Linked DNA regions of Mus musculus: region 1 is linked to region 2. A link is a loop called in an ENCODE intact Hi-C map of the cell type or tissue named here. Cell type or tissue: gastrocnemius. All regions are shown on one strand. Each heading gives the region's core, and the rest is flanking DNA. Links, peaks and the distances in the headings are about the cores only. Region 1 overlaps Dnah3 (dynein, axonemal, heavy chain 3). Region 2 overlaps Dcun1d3 (DCN1, defective in cullin neddylation 1, domain containing 3 (S. cerevisiae)).

Region 1 (5,000 bases), core at 1-5,000, 99 kb before region 2:
AATCCTGAGACCTGACCTCTGGCAGATGTTTTTCAGAGGGTCTGATCCCTCCCTGTTCTCAGAATTCACAATGAACACCATGTCCTGGATTGTGAAAGTTGGTTCACTTGCGGTCTTAGTGGCTCAGAAAGAAGACAAAATAGAAACCATAAAATATAGCCACTTCCAGGTGCCAGGAACCAGATTCTAGTGGCAATTTGTCATTCTATGGTAAAATGATTATACTAGACACTCATCACATTTAACAACTATTTATTAAACACCTACTATGGGCTGGCTCATTTTTTTTTTTTTTTTGTCAAGGAAAGTAGGAATGAATAAGATAAATAAAATCCTTTTCCTCGTGGAGATTATATTCTCTGGTGCTCATTCTCTTGAATCCTACGTACACTACAATACACATCATACCGAATTATTCCCACTTGACATATGAGGAAATCGTGACACAAGATGTTTCCAAAGTTGCATGACCACCAAGTGGCATGATTCAGACCAAGAGCTCTTTGACCCACAAACCATGGCACTTGACCATGAATCCAGACGTTGCAGACTGGCAGCTGGGGACCACATGTGTCCTGGGATGCAGAGAAGATTCTATTGACTCATTTTGAGGCAGGGACTTGCTAGGTATCCCAGACTGACCTTGAGCTCATGAGCCTCCTGCCTCAGCCTCCTGAGTGCTAGGACCGTAAGTGTGTGCATCACAACCACACTCAGGGATGTTTCATTTGAAGTCAGAAATAGTTAACCTTTAAAATGCAAGTCATTTCAAGTAAAAATTCTGAAACTTTTGCTTTTCCTTAGGGAGAAAAAATAATTAGGACTCTAGCGACATGGGCTCTGCTTTCTTGGGTTGTGCCCATTCTCAGGAGTAAGAAGCTGCCGACCTTTTGAGTTCTAGCCTCCCCAGCTCCATCCAGTTCAGTTCCTGTTCTTGCCTCAGTGCCCTGGCCCCTGGATGTGTGTGACTTTACAGCTCATTTATAATTCTGTTCTATAACCAGGCAGCCAAAGTGCACGACCAACTCTGCTCCTCCCTAGCCTCGGTTTCTGCATCAACAGATTAAGATTACTGAGGAAAATAGAAAACAAAAAACCACGTGGGCTGGAGAGATTTCTCAGTGTCTAAAAGCACTAGTAGCTCTGGCACAGGACCCACATGAAGGCTTACATGAGTCAGCAACTTTAATTCCAGGGGAGTCTGACACCCTTTCCGAGTCTTCCCAGGCACCGGGCATATATGTGGTATACATATATACATACAGGAAAATACTCAGACAGATAAATAAGTAAATACACAAATGAGTAGAGAGTACGTAAAGGTGTGTGGCTAGAGGTCCACATTGGTGGTTCTCTGAAACAGCTGTTCTTCTTCATCTCTACTCAGTGTGCTAGCCTAGCTTCTCACCAAGTATAGGAACCATCAGGAAGGGAACAGCCCAGGCAGGATTGTGCTCTGGAATGTCAGGGGAAGAAGCAAATCTGCTATGTCAGGAGGTAGATGAGCAATGCCATGGGATTTATGAGGAACTGACAGAGACTTCTCACCACGCCCTGGGCAATAAACCGCCACCTTAGGTTTCAGTGGGAAGGGCGAGGTCTGATGTGGTGCCATCGTAGTCCAGATCCTGCAAGTCCTGAAGGTGAGTCAGGTGAAAGAAACCATCTAGGGAGGAGGAGAAAAAACCCAGTCTTGCCCCACAGTTTCCCTGAGGCTTTTCTTGGACAGTGTCCTCCTGAAGTTTTCAGGGCTGTGATCTTTCTCCACATGGGGCCTGCTACACTTCTCCATACTTCTACAGTCTCTTACAATGGGAGCATGTCGAACACTGGACCTAATACACAAGTCACAAGTCCCACAGAGCAAGAAGAACTCGTGCAAAGAAGATTTGGAGACTGAAAGAGATGGAGATAGCCCCCAACACTGGATTCACGAGTGTGGCAGTTTCTTGAGCTGGCAAATTCTTGGCACTCCTGGCAAGTGTCTGTCATCCTGGCATCTGTGCAGCAAAGACAGGCTAGCCTTGACGGCTGCATCTACTCATCAAATAACAAATTAGTCAATTCTTCTTAGACTACTAAATCATGTCCTCCCCCCTTAGTGAGGATAACCTTCCAAAATTACTGCAGCATAGATTTCATTTCATCAACATATACTTGCTCAATATCTGTTAGTTTGTGTCCCCCTAGATTGTTGACACTCAATCCAGTGTCATTTTTAATTTGAATCATACAATTATGGGTCATAACAACAGATGAAATTTTTTTTTGAAAATTTCAATTTAGATACCTTTTAAAGTCTTGGCTCTAATTTGGAACTTCCTTCTTGTCCCTGTCCACATATTGTGTTATAGGATACAATTATGTCCCTGTCCACATATTGTGTTATAGGATACAATTACAATATGATTGTGATTTTTCACAGAACTTTGTTTTCTCTTAATATTATACCATGAATATTGTTCCAAGATATCTTTCAGATAGTGTGTTTGGGAATATGTGTGATATAGGTACTTGTTATTGTATATGTACATTGTTTGTATTTGTGTAGTATATATACTTGTTTCGTGACTGTGACCACATTTGTATGTGTGTATACTCATATGTGTGATCTGTATGTGTAGTATATGTGCTTGTTATTGTGAATTTGTGCACATCTGTGTGTGTGTGTGTAGTAGGGCCTGTTTATATAGTATATGTACTTGTTTTGTGGGTGTGTGCACATTTGTGTGTGTAATTGTTATTGTGTATATGGTGTATATTGTGGTATATGTACTTGTTATTATGGGTATGTGCACATCTTTGTATGGGTGTTGTGGAGGCCAAAGTTTGACATCAAATATCTTTCCTCAATCAGTCAATACTCTTACTTTATGAGACAAGACCTCTCATTGAACCTGGAGGCCTCTGATTCTGGTAGGTCTGCTGGCAATAAGCTTTTACCCCACTATGGCCAGGTTTTTGTGAAGGTGCCAGGGCACAAACTTAGCTCCTCACACATTTGCAGAAGGCACTTTAGCAACTGAACTGTCATCCCAACCCCTCATAGAGACAGCTCAGTGACCATGGAGAGGAGGTCAAAAACCAAGCCTATTCCCTCTGGCTCTTTGATTTCGGTATTTCTATAATGTCAAGTAGTATTCCTTGACAACGCCACTTACAGAGTCACCCATGGAGTTAAGAATGCAGACCCCACCTAGACTGAGTGACTCAAAATCTCGGGGCGGAGATGCTTTCGGTGATGCTTGGTGACTGATACACAGCCACTATTGAGAATCTCCATGACAGATACATCACAGTGACAGGCTCCTTGGAGCCACCTGACAAACCAGCTTGCAGCAGAACTGAGCTGCAAGCCAAGCTGTCCCTTAGGAAAAGGAGCCGAGGTGCCAGGTTCCGTGGAGGGGTGAAGTGAAGGGATCGCTAGCTGTGAGGAAGTAAAAAAAACAAAAACAAAAACTTTTATTTTGCTTGCTTATCCACAATAAACTCAGGTGTTACAATGCCTTCAGCACATAATACAAGCATTCAGAAGGCAGAGGTGAGAGATTCATGAGTTCAAGGCCAGCCTGAGCTACACAGCACATTTCAGGACATTTTGGGACCATGCCAAAAACAAACAGTTGACATTCTCCTGTGAAGTTCCACTTCAGTCATAACTGTATGATCACCCAAGATTCAGTGAACTGATAAATAATTCACTAAAAGAGACTCCAGGAACCAGTGAGACTCCAAGAACCAGCTCTGTGACCTGCCCAGTGTGTGACCTTGACTAACTCATTTCACATTTGTGGAATTTTTTTTCTATAATAGAATTTGAGTTACTAACTAACTAACTCAAAAGAGCCCTCTCAGTTTTGAAGTCCTATTGTGGCAATCTTTCTTTCTTCCTTTCTTTCTTTCTTTCTTTCTTTCTTTCTTTCTTTCTTTCTTTCTTTCTTTCTTTCTTTCTTTCTTTCTCTCTTTCTTTCTCTCTCTCTTTCTCTCTTTCTTCCTTCTTTCTTTCTTTCTTTCTTTCTTTCTTTCTTTCTTTCTTTCTTCCTTTCAAATTTTTTTGAAATATAATGCACATACTTTTAATGCCTTCCTTCTTCCTTTAAAAGTTGTGCAATTCATTACGGCTCTGTACAGTCACAAAGTCATGCAAACATTAATACTATGAACCTCTCGAACACTTTCATCCCCAAAGGAAATCTACTCCCCTTGACATCCACTCCTCCTCTCCTCAACTCCAGGTAACTACTCACCTGTCTCTGTAGCTTTGCCCATTCAGAACACTTCATAGAAACGGAGCCATGTAACATGGCTTCTTTTACTTGACATGATATTTATTTGGTTCGTCCACATTATAACAAGCATAGGTGCTTTGCTTTATTTAATACATGCATGATGTTACATTATGTTGATTTTATGTCTAAATTAACAAATAGGGACTGGTAACTCGGGTTAAATGTACTTGTTGTTAAGCCTGACAACCTGAGCTCAATCCCTGAGATCCACATGGAGAGAACTGATTCCTGCAAGTTGTCCCCCAACATCCATGTGATCTCTTGTGGTAGACACACACACACACACACACACACAACAAACTGGTAAAATAAAAAAATTAATGAATACTAAAAGTGGTAAGTGTGCATGCAACTGTGCACACACACAAACGTGAATGAGCAAAAAACAAAACACAAAGAAAAACTTCCTTTAGGTCCATTAGGAAGAATTAATCCTAGTGCTATACAGCATAGGAAAGTAACATAATCTACAACAATTTTTATGTATTTCACAATATTTAAAAGTTAAACATCTCATGTCACATAAAAATACAATGTTTGAAAAGATTTGAAATAAATACTTATTGTCCTAATTTGAGCAATGCCTCATTTTTTAAGGTCACAAAAATCAGTTCTCAAATGTTTAGGACATCCAAACTGCAGCCATGAGGGGCCAGGCAGACCTTTGAGAACAGAACTCTCAGGGAGGCCCTGACCTTGAAGGGCATCTGA
Region 2 (8,808 bases), core at 1,933-6,932:
GGTTGTCACCTCATGGAACTACCAAAGAGATAGGTGCAGCTGAAACTAGAGCACCTCCAGGGACCTGGGGCCTATAAGGATTGCCCTTGGGGCCTAGTGTCTGCTTCAGGCCCGAGGCTGGGTTGAGCTGGGCAGGTAGTGAAGCCTGTCCTCAGGAATGGCAGCCAGGGCTGGTACAGAGGAAGGATGGGTCTGGAGGCTGACGTGCAGAGAAAGGAGGGAAGGAGGCAGAAGCAGCTGGAGGACAAAAGCTGGATACTATGATGACCCATTGTAAGTGGAACAAAGTTCCTGACAGTAAATACATATTCAAAGGAGTATGCAGGCTTAGAATAGGTACCCCAGTTATTGTATGTGTGCATGAGTAGTTCCCCCTCCCCTACTGAGGTTTTCAGTCACCCCTTTCCCACCTCTCTTTTGTTCTTGGCTCTGTTTGACTCATTTGTGCCACAGAGCTAAAGCAGGAGAGCTGTCACTTGAGACATTTGACTTGCCCTGATAGAGCTGGGCTGGCTACTGAAGAACAATTCCTTCGGTAAAGGAAGCTTTGGTCTGTCAGTGACTGTGTGATAGCAGTAATAATAATGATTACAGAGGCGGACCCTTCATTGACTGCTTCTGTGCACCAGATGCATGGACCATCTCATTTCCTCCACTCAAGAGTCCTGAGGCGCAGTGGAATAAGCTGCAGACAGGTCTGGTTAATAGATGCCTTCACTGTGATGCACCCAACCTCTTGATAACTGCACTGTTTTCTCCCTTCCTAGGTAGCTTCTTGACCTCAGTGTGCTGCCATTTAGTTTCCTGGAACTCAATAATTATTTCAGAGAGCTATGTTTCTATACTGCTGTTATAACAATATACAATATAGCAAATAGAAAGTGGTATTCATTACTAATAATTGTGTTGTTTTTGTAAACTTGGCACTGGAATATCTAGATTGTGCAAAGGCTGTCAGCAGGTGGCAGTGAGAGGGAGTAAGGCACCTGGGAAGACACTGTCACTAACTGAGTGAAATTGCCTAGAAAGCTAGAGATCCTGTCTTTGCAAACCTATAGAGATGGATGCAAGATGACAGGAAAGCCTGCCTCAGGTTAGGAGCAGGGCATGGCTAGCAATTTACAGTTTTTACCAGGCACAGCTTGGTTTTATTGAGGATCAATCACAAGGAAACCCCTTCCTGTGGAGAGTCTGATTCTCCACATGTTGGGGCTTTGGAGCTTTTGAATATGGTCAGTAATGTGGTATGAGACTTTCTATGTTTTGAGACTGGGTTCACTATGTAGATCAAGTTGGTCTTGAACTCACAGAGATCCGCCTGTCTCTGCTTCCTAAGTGCTGGGATTAAACACATGCATCACTACGCCTGGCCTATTGTTATAATTTTTAAATTATTATTATTGGTGAGTGTGTGTATATGTGTGCACACAGACAGTATGATGTTCTTTGTAGTGGCTGATGGTTAAGATTTGATATTCTAAGGTTGCTGTATCTGTTCCTCACCTCAAGGCCCATTCCTCAGTGTATTGTCCCATGATGCTTTGACAGATGTGGGTTCAGTTATACAGGTCATGGTTTCTTGAACTAAACATTCCAGGTTCTGTTTGTTCTGTGATGTTGCATAAGTTTACTACATGCAGAGCCTCAGTTTTCCTGTCTTTAAATGGGGTTATGGTGAGGAGGGCACGTGTGCTAGTGTTCTTAAAGTGCTTAGTTAGCATAGAGTTTGGCCCTGTATCAAATGCCCAGTAATTGATGGTTGCTGTTGTTAGCTAACAGCCAGTGAGACTTTGAAAGACTGAAGGCTCTGCCAGAAGGGGAAATAAACAAGCAACCAAGGAGCAGTGCCCACTAGCAAAGAACATACTGACTTCTGACTTGAGACCACTGCTCAACCCCACCAGAATGGGAACCTTTTAAAGAAAGGAGCCATGATGGGAGAAAGCTGACCTTCTGTCATTGTGTGATTGATCATCTGTCCACATTGATTTTCCTCTTTCTCATCTGCTGAGCATGTTAAAAGCCTTCAGGTTTCAACTGGTTCCGCTGTATCAGGTCATCAAAAGATGCTTTTACATGGAGGCACAGCAGAGTAAATGAGATTTGGGCCTCTATGGGAGCCCCATCTGTTCTGCTCTTACCTGCAGGCCTTGGCGCCAGGCTTTGGAGGGAGCTGCTGTACAGAAGCATCTGTCCAGTGGGGGTGGGGTGAGCAGCCTGGGTAGGTGGGTCAGATGCAGGGCAGGAAATCCTCTTACCTCACCCGGGTGCTGGGCCTCCTGCAGCAGGATCTGAGCAGCAAACACTGGTGAGTCAGCCAGCCTGGGAATTAGAGTTGCCAGTCTGTGAGCATGTGGGGTTTGTGTAAGTTTGGGCCTTTTGTTTCTTTCAGCAATCCAGTCTTTAGAAACACAAATCTGGAAACCAGACCCTCCACATGCTGCAGTCTTTCTTGTTTAGAGAGAATTCTGCTCGAACAATTCTTCTCCAAGAATTAACCCTTTGCCTTTTGAGATTTGAATTGGTTTCACTTATGGCTTACTACATGCTCAGCGTATAACAGCCTGTGAGAAGCCATGCTTGGGTCTGTCACTTTTCACAGCGAAAGCACTTTTAAGAGTTTCTTTGTGTGTCTTGTTTTGGCTTAAGCAAATTGAAACTGCCTTTCTTTTGAGGGCATGTGTAGACATGTCTTTTGTTTCTGAGGGTGGAGAATAGGACACACCCTTATAGGAGTCTGCCTAACTACAGGAATGATTGTGGTTCTTTTTAGATGACTATACTCTCTGCTTCCTTTTAGAGAGAATTCCCTTTGAAGATAACTCCAGTTTATCCAGGCACTGTTTGGTGGAAGCTGTTTATTTTTTTATTTGTTTTTGTTTATTCAGCTTTTCTTAACAACTGCCCTTTGCCCTATCACCAGACTCTTAAGTGAGCTCTGACTTTGCACCCTGAAGAATCATGAAGGCTCCTTAGAAGTGAGAGGCCCAAGTCTGGCTGACACTGATTTTTATCTAGTGTCTGCTTTCTTTGCTACATTCTACATACTAACAGACAGTGGCTGCTATTGTTCTAACACTTAGCAGAAGTTTGCAAGTATTAAATCATAAATGGATTTTCTATTATAACAAAATAGTTGATGGTTAATAACAACTCATAAGTATGCAGTATTGAAAATTGCTTCTGCTTTTGTTCACACATTTTTAGCAGTTCATATAAAAACTTAGTTAAAATAGATATTGCTCAGTGTCAGTGTAGCCTTTTGATCCAGCAGTTTTATCTCTTAGAGATTGTATTGGGTGTGGAGACACACCTAGGTTGGGAAAGTACCTGGAGTACAGGCTCTATGTAGGTGGGTGGAACAGGGTGGAGCTAGGACGGTACACCTTTGTGCATCCAGAGATCCAGGCACACTGCACTTTGCTGTTTGTCTAGGCCCCTGCTTGTAGTTTTGACACTTCTTACTTCACCATTAGACCATTATGCGATTACAGGTGGCCTGGATATGGCCTCATCTCTATTCTACTAGAATCCAGCTTGACAGAGTACAGGTGAGGGGTTACTGTCAGGAGCATGAGTAACCCTAAAATAGCTACAGCATCTTGTTACTGAAGACTTGATGGAGGTTTCCTCATGGAGTCCTGCTTTCAGTTAATTTTCCACGCGTAGTGCAGGGTCTGTAAGGGGGCGGGGAGGGATGCTTGTGGTGAGGTGAGGTTCCTTTAACTCTCCTTGCTTCCATCCTTTACCATTATCAGAGACTCTGCTACCTCTGTATTGTTCTGCTCAATTAGTTGCCATGGCTACCAGGCCAAGGTCATTTACCCTCTAAGGTGTTCCTTATGTTGTGCTGAGAGTAAAAGTTTGTAGCAATCTTTGTTGAAATCTGAATGTGTAGGTATTAGGTATAGAACCAGATGTAAACTTGTGGCTTAACTCAGGTCCAGATAACTGGTTTTTTGGTCTGTTTTTTTTTTGTTGTTGTTGTTTTGTTTTGTTGTGGTTTTTCGAGACAGGGTTTCTCTGTATAGCTTTGGCTGTCCTGAAACTCACTCTGTAGACCAGACACAAGGGTAAGCATCCCACAGAGCTGACTTACAGGAGAGGTAATGGTGAGCTGGGATAGGGTTCTCTCCCCTGTCTCATTGTTAGCTCAGTGAAATAGAGTGTTAACTATTTTGTAATTTCCTTCCAGGTTGCCTGGCTCCTCTAACTGATGGCATGTTGAAGTACATGGGCCAGTGGCAGCGAGGGCATTTGATCCAGAGGGGTCCACTCTAGAGGCCAGGGTACTACCACCATGGGCCAGTGTGTCACCAAGTGCAAGAATCCTTCATCAACCTTGGGCAGCAAGAATGGAGACCGGGACCCCAGCAACAAGTCACACAGCAGGCGGGGGGCTAGCCACCGTGAGGAACAGGTGCCACCTTGTGGCAAACCAGCTGGGGATATTCTTGTCAATGGGACCAAGAAAGCAGAGGCTGCCACTGAGGCCTGCCAGCTGCCAACTTCTTCTGGAGATGCTGGGAGGGAGTCCAAGACCAATGCTGAGGAGTCTTCTTTGCAGAGGTTGGAAGAACTATTCAGGCGCTACAAGGATGAGCGGGAGGATGCAATTTTGGAGGAAGGCATGGAGCGCTTTTGCAATGACCTATGTGTTGATCCTACAGAATTTCGAGTGCTGCTCTTGGCCTGGAAGTTCCAGGCTGCTACCATGTGCAAATTCACCAGGTTAGTCACAGATGCTTTCATGTCACCAGGGGAGCAGAGGAGGAAAGTGTGACACTGGATAGTGGTACCAACTAGGATAGAACTGGGATGGCTTCAGTTATCAAGTAGCAGTTGCATAATTTGTCAAAGTTATGTATCCATATTGGGGTTGTTTGTTTGTGTATAAGAATATGTCAGGGTCATGGAAGACCATGGTTTTAAGAGTGCAGGGTTATGAATAAGAACTGACTTTATTTTATTTTTTTAAGACAAGGTCTCACTATATAGCCCTAGTGGCCAGGAACTGGATATGTAGAACAAGGTGGCCTCAGACTTCAGGTTCTGCCTCCCTGCCTCTTGAGTGCTGGGATTAAAGGAGTGAATGACTATACCTGGCCTGGCAGAAGGAACTTTAAAACACAGCTAATATATATGACCTGCTCAGTAGAGTAGTTGCCTCACCACCACAGTCCCTGAGATAATTAGTATGAAACTCTGTTACAAACTGCAAAGTGCTGAATACATGTTAAAAAGCACATATGCAGCTGGATGTGGTGATACCTGTCTGTAATCCCAACCCCCAGGAGGCTGAGACATAGGGGTAGAAAATTCAAGGTTAGTATGAGCTACATAGTGAGGTCCTATCTTATAAAACAACAGAAACAAACAAAAACAGTAAAAAAAAATTTTTTACTACAGTTTTGGTAGTAGTATGTAATATGTTAATGTGCATGTATACGTGCATATGTGTCATGCTTTAAATGTGAAGGGGCCAGAAGACAACTTGAGGGATTTGGCTTTCTTTACCATGTATGCTCTTGAGATCAAAATTAGGTTATCATTCTTGGTGGCAAGTATATTTACCTGCTGAGCCATCTTGCCATGCCCCAGAAGGCACAGTTATTGTTGTTGGGTTTTTTCTCCATTTTATTTTATTTTATTTTATTTTATTTTATTTTATGTATATAGGTGTCTTGCCCACATTGTATATTTCTTAGGTGCATGCCTGGTATCCTCAGAGGCAAAATAAAAGTGTGTTAAACCCCTGGAACTGGATTTATAGGCTGCTATGAGTTGCCATGTAGGTTGGGAGAATTAAACTGGGCCCTATCTATCTAGCCACCCATCTAACCACCCACCCACCCATCTATTCTCGAGGCAAGGTCTGACTCTACAGCCTTAGCTGACCTTAGTAGACAAGGCTGGCCTAGAACTCGAGATCCTGTCTCTGCCTTCTGAGGGCTGCAGGTTGGGAGGATTAGTTGCTGTTAACTGTGCTGTCTTGCCTCATCATATACTAAATCACTTTTACTTATTAATCATACCTTTTCCTACCTGTCACAGGAAGGAGTTTTTTGATGGCTGTAAAGCAATAAGTGCAGACAGCATTGATGGGATCTGTGCACGGTTCCCTAGCCTCTTAACAGAAGCCAAACAAGAAGATAAATTCAAGGATCTCTACCGGTTTACATTTCAGTTTGGCCTGGACTCTGAAGAAGGGCAGCGGTCACTGCATCGTGAAATAGCCATTGCCCTATGGAAACTAGTATTTACACAGAACAATCCTCCAGTATTGGACCAGTGGCTAAATTTCCTAACAGAGAACCCTTCGGGAATCAAGGGCATCTCCCGGGACACTTGGAACATGTTTCTTAACTTCACTCAGGTGATTGGCCCCGACCTCAGCAACTACAGTGAAGATGAGGCCTGGCCGAGTCTCTTTGATACCTTTGTGGAGTGGGAAATGGAGAGAAGGAAAAGAGAAGTGGAAGGGAGAGGTACACTCAGCTCAGGGCAAGAGGGCTTGTGTCCAGAAGAGCAGACTTAGCCGCTCTGTTCCAGGAGCAGCACTGAGGATCTGCCTGCTGCCCTGCAGCCAAATGAGGAATTGGACCTTTCTGGAAATTACTGAAGATCCGGATATTTTCTACTTTACACCTTTCTCTGCCTTGTATTTGAAAGGGCTCTAAAATGCTGTATCATGTTTTAGGCACTTTCTTCATTTTTTTTTTTTTTTGTTATTTTGGTTATTTCTTTTTTGGGGGTGGGAAATCCCCCAAAATATTTGAACCTGGCTACATGTTGTGTACCTTTTTTTGAAGCCTTCAGATAGAATAAGCCTGCCATTTCTTGCACAACTTGATAGGATTTGTTTTGTGGGGGAGGGGAGGGTGTAGCCCGGGTTGGGAGTGGGTTGTTAGGTTGAATTAACATTACAAAATGATGCAGTGCCAGACCTCAGTTTTGCATATTATTTTTCAGGGCAGGTCTGTACTGTGTGTAGTGCTGTTTACATGGTTGAATTTAGGTTGTAATAATTATTTTAAAAGATTTACACAGATATGAATATAGCAGTGTTAACTGTTAGCCACATTGCATTAATTTCCAGACAGTTTGGAGCTCTTGGAGAGCCAAGGCCAAGGCCAGTCAAGAGCATTTGCAGTCTGACACCCCACCCCGTCCCTTTAAGCTAATTTATCCAAAGCCCTGTCTCCCTCACTTCTTGCTCATTCCTTCTTTGACCTATTGCATTTCATATTTAACTTACCCATCATCATGCTGTACCTGTCAGTCAAGTGAGCAGTTTTGTTTTGTTTTGTTAGAACACATTGTACTGAAAACCACTTAAGCATTGAATGCAGAGAAAGCAGTGCTACCTCAGTTTTGCTGGAAGTAGACTTCTTTGATAGTTTTCTTTGATGTTTTTGTATTTTCATGTCATAAGTGGAAATACTTCTTTTTCTCCCCTTTTCATTTGCCTTGGAGCCAAAGTTTCCGTTCTGGGTGGTGAGAAAAGTGTGCCTGCCAGCCGACCTGAAAGAAAGCGGTGGCATGGAGCTCTGCTTCAAACTGTTTTTTCTCTAGTTTTGTTGAGTATCATTAGCTTACTTGTCTGGCAAGTGCAGAAGCCTGAGGCTGGCCTGAACTCTGCCAAACAAATTATCCACGTGTATTGAATCATTAAATTGTGTGCCCTCTCCCTCTTTGCTGCGCCCACGTTGTCACTTAACCCCTAGGAATTATTTATTGTCTTTTTGTTAATGTCAAGCTCGGTTGGGGTAACGTGGTGACTGTTTAGGTTTACATGACCCTCTTCTCTTTCCCTTACCCCAGACATGTATATATACATATATAAGATATGTATATATTTTACCTTTATAAAATATATATATATACACATATATGTATCTATATCCCTTTGTTTGTCTGCTAAAACTGGCCATGAAAGAGGGAGCTGCCTTCAATCTGTAGTTTAAGAAGATGCCAGGGAGCATCATAAACGGAGGCTATTGTATATTAATTTAGACTTTTTCACTAAAAAGAACATGAATGAATTTGCTTGCCGAAGGAGGAACCAGTTCTCTAGACTCCATGCTCACTCTACAAGGCCAGCTTTGGTCAAGCTGCCACTGGGGCCTGAAGAGCTGACTCTGTCCTACCTTATTCCACTAAAGTACCATCTTGATAATTTCCCCTTAAAAAATATTCTCAAAAATGTACTGGAAAGTGGGTGGCAGGAGCTTGTACAGTTCAGCTTCCAACATTTCGGAACAGATTTAAAAGGGAATCTTTTAATAAATAAAAGTTACAAAAATATTTATACTCTTGATACAATGAAAAAGTGTCTATTAAATATTTGGAATTTCCTCCCTTGATTAGTCTACCCCAAATCCTGGGTACATGTTTCTCAACCTGGGTAAGAATTGCATGCTTTGAGTTCTTCATGAGTCTTATAGCTCTAGGCACTTATCTTTATAAAAATGATTATTTAAGGAGATGACAGTCATATTTCTTAAAGTCGGTATTGACACAGGGAACATTTTTGTAAGCCTCACAATTGTCCTTCCTTGAGGGATGAGATGATGAATATCAGCCACAGACTTACGATAGTGCTGGAAGGCCCAAGTGGCTGTTGGGCCAGATGTACCCCTTTTTTTTCTAGCCAGAATAAGATGAAATCCTTGAGTAAGAATCCAGGAGCCCAGTAGTTTCTGAGGGCACAGCTACATTATAACATTTGGTTAAGATCTCATCTAGCCAGTTAGTTGTTCCTAATTCAGGATTAGGTAGAAATCTAATGAGGGAAGAGGTGGAGTT

Evidence for each region. A loop is a pair of places that touch in the nucleus more often than their neighbours do. Peaks named below come from ENCODE experiments on the same cell type or tissue, not always from the same donor. Only the 100,000 strongest peaks of a DNase experiment are listed, where the experiment ranks them.
Region 1: it touches region 2 in a loop (2.0-fold over the local background); 3 of 42 quality-filtered maps call a loop at or near these places.

Annotation. Positions count from the first base shown.
Region 1 is chr7:119,956,279-119,961,278 of GRCm38, reverse strand. The region is part of intron 50 of Dnah3 (dynein, axonemal, heavy chain 3); the gene reads left to right. Among named protein-coding and RNA genes, the nearest start is that of Lyrm1, 63 kb to the right of the region's middle. In gastrocnemius, for the core only: no CTCF peak of the experiment used is centred there; a DNase peak (open chromatin) is centred at 1,980; H3K27ac peaks cover 1,923 bases.
Region 2 is chr7:119,855,303-119,864,110 of GRCm38, reverse strand. Dcun1d3 (DCN1, defective in cullin neddylation 1, domain containing 3 (S. cerevisiae)) reads left to right here. Exons shown (of 3, transcript NM_001163703.1): 2 at 4,196-4,731; 3 at 6,055-8,808. The coding sequence starts at 4,301. The coding sequence ends at 6,538. It also overlaps a transcript of Rexo5 not described here. Among named protein-coding and RNA genes, the nearest start is that of Dcun1d3, 36 kb to the left of the region's middle. In gastrocnemius, for the core only: a CTCF peak has its summit at 4,439 (motif pointing left); DNase peaks (open chromatin) are centred at 2,209 and 4,425; H3K4me3 peaks cover 288 bases; H3K27ac peaks cover 2,454 bases.